Regions from separate parts of the Mus musculus genome. Here region 1 is linked to region 2. The links are chromatin loops, found by intact Hi-C in ENCODE. Cell type or tissue: gastrocnemius. All regions are shown on one strand. Links, peaks and the distances in the headings refer to the core of each region. The heading gives the core; the rest is flanking DNA.

The links. Hi-C counts contacts between places; a loop is a spot of excess contacts. Peaks named below come from ENCODE experiments on the same cell type or tissue, not always from the same donor. Only the 100,000 strongest peaks of a DNase experiment are listed, where the experiment ranks them.
Region 1: it touches region 2 in a loop (6-fold over the local background); 11 of 42 quality-filtered maps call a loop at or near these places.

The regions. Positions count from the first base shown.
Region 1 is chr1:119,817,510-119,820,425 of GRCm38, forward strand. The region is part of intron 1 of Ptpn4 (protein tyrosine phosphatase, non-receptor type 4); the gene reads right to left. It also overlaps the pseudogene Gm8338. Among named protein-coding and RNA genes, the nearest start is that of Ptpn4, 18 kb to the right of the region's middle. In gastrocnemius, for the core only: a CTCF peak has its summit at 1,365 (motif pointing right); no DNase peak of the experiment used is centred there; H3K27ac peaks cover 765 bases.
Region 2 is chr1:119,928,307-119,931,222 of GRCm38, forward strand. Cfap221 (cilia and flagella associated protein 221) reads right to left here. Exons shown (of 24, transcript NM_001115074.2): 21 at 2,583-2,674. Among named protein-coding and RNA genes, the nearest start is that of Tmem177, 17 kb to the left of the region's middle. In gastrocnemius, for the core only: a CTCF peak has its summit at 1,649 (motif pointing left); a DNase peak (open chromatin) is centred at 1,640.

The DNA of each region.
Region 1 (2,916 bases), core at 311-2,810, 110 kb before region 2:
CATATTCCCAAATTAAATAGATTTCAAAAGGAAATAGCAAGCTAGCAAAATTTCAAAAAGAAAATAAAAATACAAAGCCACTCAGTTAATTTGAGAAGAGAGAATTCTAAATTTACTTATGCCAGTATAATAATAATAATAATAATAATAATAATAATAACAATAATAACAATAAAGAGGGGATCACCAGTTATCCTCTTTGGAGTGACAGAGTCTTTAAACCCTGTGTGGCAATCCCTGATGCACCATCACAATGTCCAGGAAAGATACAGCGACCTCGAAGTCCAACTACTTCCTTAAGATCATCCAACTTTTGGATGATTAGCCAAAATGTTTCAGTGTGGGAGCAAACAATGTGGGCTCCAAGAAGATGCAACAGATCCACAGGGAAGGTTGTGGTACTAAAGGGCAAGAACACCATGATGTGCAAGGCCATGAAGGGGCGTCTGGTAAATAACCAAGCTCTGGAGAAACTGCTGCTTTATATCCAGGGTAATGTGGACTTTAAAGACCTTATCAAGATTAGTTGCTGTTGGCCAATAAGGTGCCAGCTGCTGGTGCCTTCACCCCATGTGAGGTAACTGTGCCAGCTCAGCACACTGGTTTGGGGTCTGATAACCTCTTTCTTCCAGGCTTTAGGAACCACCACTAAAATCTCTAGAGGTACCATTGATATTCTGAGTGATGTACAGCTAGCTAATAAAAACTGAGGACAAAGTAGTAGCCAGTGAAGCCTCACTGTGAACATGGAACATTTCCCCCTTCTCCTCTGGGCTGATCATCCAACAGATGTTTGACACGGCAGCCTTTACAACCTGGAAGTACTTGGCATCACAGAGCAGACTATGCATTCTCACATCCTAGAAGGTGTCCAAATGTTGCCAGTGTTTGTCTGCAGACTGATTACCTGACTTTGGCCTTAGTACCATACTCTATTGTCAATGGATACAAGTAGGTCCTGGCTTTGAGGAGACTGAGTACACCTTCCCACTTGAAAGGTCAAGGTCTTTTTGGCCAATCGATCTGCATTTGTGACTGCTGCCCTTATGGTTGCCACCACCACCACTGTTGCTGCTGCTGGCTGTTCTAACCAAGGCTGAAGCCAAGAAGAGCCAGAAATCAGGGGAGGATATGAGATTTGATCTCTTTGACTAATCCTCTCATAGCAACCAACTCAGCCAGCTTCATCTGAGAAACATAGAAATAAAAGCTTAGTTCTCTTTTAAAGGGGAGGAAGGGGAGAGGACTGAAAACCAAAGCAAGGCAAACAAAGAAAGAACCCAAAACTTAATTCTGCCTAACGTTAATACTAATTCCAAACATAAGCTTATGCAGGCCAAAGATGAGAAATTTCCACAATTGATTAAATACTGTGTTGTCCCTAGGGGGCAGCATGCTACTTTTAAAACTTCAGTACCTAAATTATGAACTTGGCATGATAGTCCAAGCCTCTAATCCCCATACTTGGGAAGTAGAAGCAGGAGAATCAGAAATGCTAGGTTCTACTGAACTATAAAACCAGCTAAAGGCCAACCTAAGCTCCATGATAGACTGTCTCAAATAAATAAATATTTAAATTAATATTCAGTACTAGTCTTAAACATAAGTTTCTGCTACACACACACACACACACACACACACACACACACACATATACTGAGCTTTAAAACTGGACCTGAAAGATATACATAGTATGCATACCTATTCAGTACTAGCCTTTAACATAACAAGTTTCTGGTACATATATCTACTGAGCTTTAACACTCGACCTGAAAGATTTTATATATATAGTATGCATACCTACTTACTGTCAACCTGTTCTTATAAATGGTCATAGAGAGATATTAACTTTATTTCTAAAGATGAAAAAAGAGGGGGCATAACCCTGACAACTTTACATGGCTAGAAAATGCAGTAGCTAGTGTTCCAGCCACTAAAGGCTGAAATCAATCTATCAGATGCCAAAGATTAATTTGTTTATTTAATCAACTAAGTAACCTGTGGTTCAAGAATTATTCAAAGCATGGCATCTCCTATAGCTCATATATTAGCTAACCAATATAAAGTACTTTAGAAATAATTTGGAGGGGTTAGGAATAAAGCTTGCCTTGCAGACAGAAGACTGGTTACTTGCTAGTATTGAAGAAAATGCCTTAATGACTTCTAAGACCATCAGAGGCTTTATATTCTATCTGATTTTCTTGGACTACTCATTCTAAGGACACTTCTCTCAAAACTCAGCTAGCATATCTCCCTCCCTCTGCCACAAGTTCATGAATAAGAGCTCCAATCTATAGCCTATGCTTGTGTCATGAGACACATAAACAAGCATGCCTGGAAAGGGTCCCTCTATTCCCCAAGCATTCTGACTCCCCAGTATTCCTAGCCCAGTAAGCATATATTATATTGTAGAAAAGTAAACAACAATCATTCCTGGGCCCTGTTACATTAGAATTCCTCACACATCGAATCTAGAAATCATAAAATGGCGATTGCTTCATGTCACTAAGTGTTGACATTGCTTTTTAGATACTAACTAGAATACTTTATTTCTATCACTTCATTCTTAAAACAGTGATAGTTCACTATTTTTATCTCTTTGCAGATGCAAAGATGTTCAACTAGCAGCCTACAGGCACCCATGGCTAAGGGTAGTTATGAATGCTACCCAACACAAACTGTAAACTTAGGTGGTGCATGGATGCCATCTAGATGACATATGGATCTGTAGGTTCATGTAACCTGAGGGCTGCTAGGGGATCCCCACCCACACTGTGCTATGCAGGCCTGTGCCCCACCATGGACTTCATGGATTTCGCAGTGGCCTAAAGTATTGCTCTTGCTGGTATTCACTAAGTTGGCAACTAGATGCAGTAGAGAACGTCCGTCCCCTTGGCTGCAGCAGTTTGCTCCAGG
Region 2 (2,916 bases), core at 93-2,592:
CATTTCCATGGGTGTTGGGATCCAAACTTGTGCTTGAATGCTTACATGGAAACACTCTGCCCACTAAGCCATCTTCCCTGCCTTTAGAAATATAACTTACTATTTTAACAGACTTGAGCATTGAGGGTATTAAATAGGAGGATATTAAATTGAGGGTAGTTGAGATAAGGAGAATTAAAAAAAAAAGAATATTTTTGTGTAGTACTGAGTTTGGGAAACACAGAAAAGAAGCCCCAGGGATACCTTGCTCCTCCACCCCTGGGAGGTCACAAGCGAGGTTTCTGGACCAGCAAGACGGCTCCTAGGACTCATATGGTGAGAAGGGAGGACAGACTCTTGAAAGCTGTCCTCTATTCCCCACACATGTGATGTGGCCTGAGCTCACCCATACCATGCACACATGCACATAAATAAATAAAAATAGAAAAGAAGGCCCTGTCTGTGAACTGGGAAATAAGCCCTCACTAGACACAAAATCTGCCTGGTGTCTGACTTTTGATCCATATATGGTGTTTTTAACATGGAGACTATAGCACTTTGTCATAGCACATGGATAGATAAGTACAGAAGTTAGAAAATAGATTACCATTATTATTTATAACTGCTTTTAGAAGCAATAGCTTGGCCTTCAATCCAACAATCAGTATAAACAAATAATAGAAAGATACTTATTTTCTTTTGAGACAGAATCTCACGTAGTCCAGGCTGGCCTTGGGCTCTCTGTGTAACTGAGGACGACTTTGAACTCCTGAGTCTCTTGCTTTCGTCTCTCCATGCTGAGGTTACAGATGTGTGACCATTTCTACAATGCTGGGGATGGAGCCCAGGCTTTGTGCGTGTTACACACTTCCTACCAGCTGATCTGCACCCCTGCCTGGGCCCTGCTCCTGATTTTTGAGATATTATGCAATGGCAGCTCATCTGAAACAAACTGGCCCAACAGAGCATTCAGGCACAGAAGCTGAAGGCAAAAGTCATGGTAGAAAGCTTTTCATTGATATGACCTTCATGTTTAATGTATGGATATCCGGGCCACAGCAACCTTCTCCTGACTTTCCACTAAAACTTCAGCTTTGGGAGATGTTTCCAAGGACATTACTTTGGAAAACAATGAATTGACCAGTTTTTAATACTTGGAATCCATGAATGTTAACAATGGGTGCACTGGAGTTCAGAAACAACCCCAGACCCAGCTGAGTCAATTTTTCCCCACTGTAGTGGTGAGGATGAGAGGCAAGAACTTTATTACTGAGTTATGCACTAGCTAGATATGGGTCTATATATGTCAGGTATGCCTGTGAGCATGCCTGTGTGTGTATGGAATGAGTTCTGGATTGTTAGTTGATATAGGAAGACTCAGCCCACTGTGGGTGGCACCATTCCTTAGGCAGCAGATCCTGAATGAGCAAGGATTCTATTCTGCCTGCTCTTGGCTGTGGATGGTGTTTGAAGCTTCTGCCTTGACCTTCCTGAAGTAACAAAATATAACCTGGAATTGCAAGCCAAACAGACCCCTTCTTTCCTAGGCTGCTTTGTGTCCGGGTATTTTATCACAGCAACAGAAATGAAACCAGAACAGCAGGTCAGTTTGACTCATTCAGTTTTCTTGTAGAATGAGTTGGTTTAGGGGGATGATGCTCCCATCTAGTGGTGAGAGAATGATTGCACACAGTTTTGTGAGCTCAGTGGAAAATGCAAGAGTTATCAAAAGCAAGAGTCAGTCAGATCCTAGATACTTCATCATATAGCCATTTGCAACATCCCAGTGAAGTTGTCATCATAGCCCCTGTCTCACAAAGAGGAAGATAACTCCTCAAGAGCCCAGGAAATGACTCAATAAAGTGTTTGCCATGCAAGTGTGCAGACCTGAATTTGATCCCAAGAACCCGAGTTCCAGCCACAGAACACACTTTTTAAAAAGCTGGGTTTGGTGATGAACATCTGTAATTCCAGAATGGAGGAGGCAAAGACTGGAGACTCCATTGGTAACACGGCTGGCTACCTTAGCAGAATCAGCTACTTCCAGGTACTAATAAAAGACCTTATCTCAAAATAAATAAGTCAATAAATAAAATTTAAAATAAACAAAAAGTTGTAGTTTCTGATGAAGAACACTCAAGATCACCTTCTGGCCTCCATAAGCAAGTACACACGTGAGCGTGTACTTGAATACACACACACACACACACACACACACACAGAGAGAGAGAGAGAGAGAGAGTGAAGAACACTCAAGATCACCTTCTGGCCTCCATAAGCAAGTACACACATGAGCGTGTACTTGAATACACACACACACACACACACACACACACACACACACACACACAGAGAGAGAGAGAGAGAGAGAGAGAGAGAGAAAGAGACAGAGAGACAGAGAGACAGACTCACTCACCCCATGAACTATAAAGAAAAAGATGAATATTTCAGCAAAATTATATGATCTGTTAATTCTCTCTCTGAGCCACCAATTAGTCAGCATTACATTACTTTTAAAAGGCATGGCCTCTGATTCCTGGTCTCCCAGCCTCCGTAAGCTACGGTGCTAACATACCCCAGGAGGCCAGCAGTTCCCAGCTTACCTCTGAGTGGCTTCCACCATAGAGGGGTCAGACATGGAGGAAAACACCAGGGGCTGGAACTTCTTCCAGTTCATGATTCCAGGAATTATATCCTGTGATGAAAGTTGGAGCAGGGTCAGGATGCAGAAAGACGACAGTGTTAGCTGCAAGAGCTAATATCGACTGTTAACTTGACAGACTCTAGACTCATCTAGGAGACACATCTTTGGGAATGTTTCTGAGGATTTTTAAAACTTGGATTAACTGAAGTGGGAAGACCCACCTTTAACTGTGAGCAGTGTTATCCCTTAGGCTGAGGTCCCAGGCTGAATACAGAGGGAAAAGTGAGCTGAGA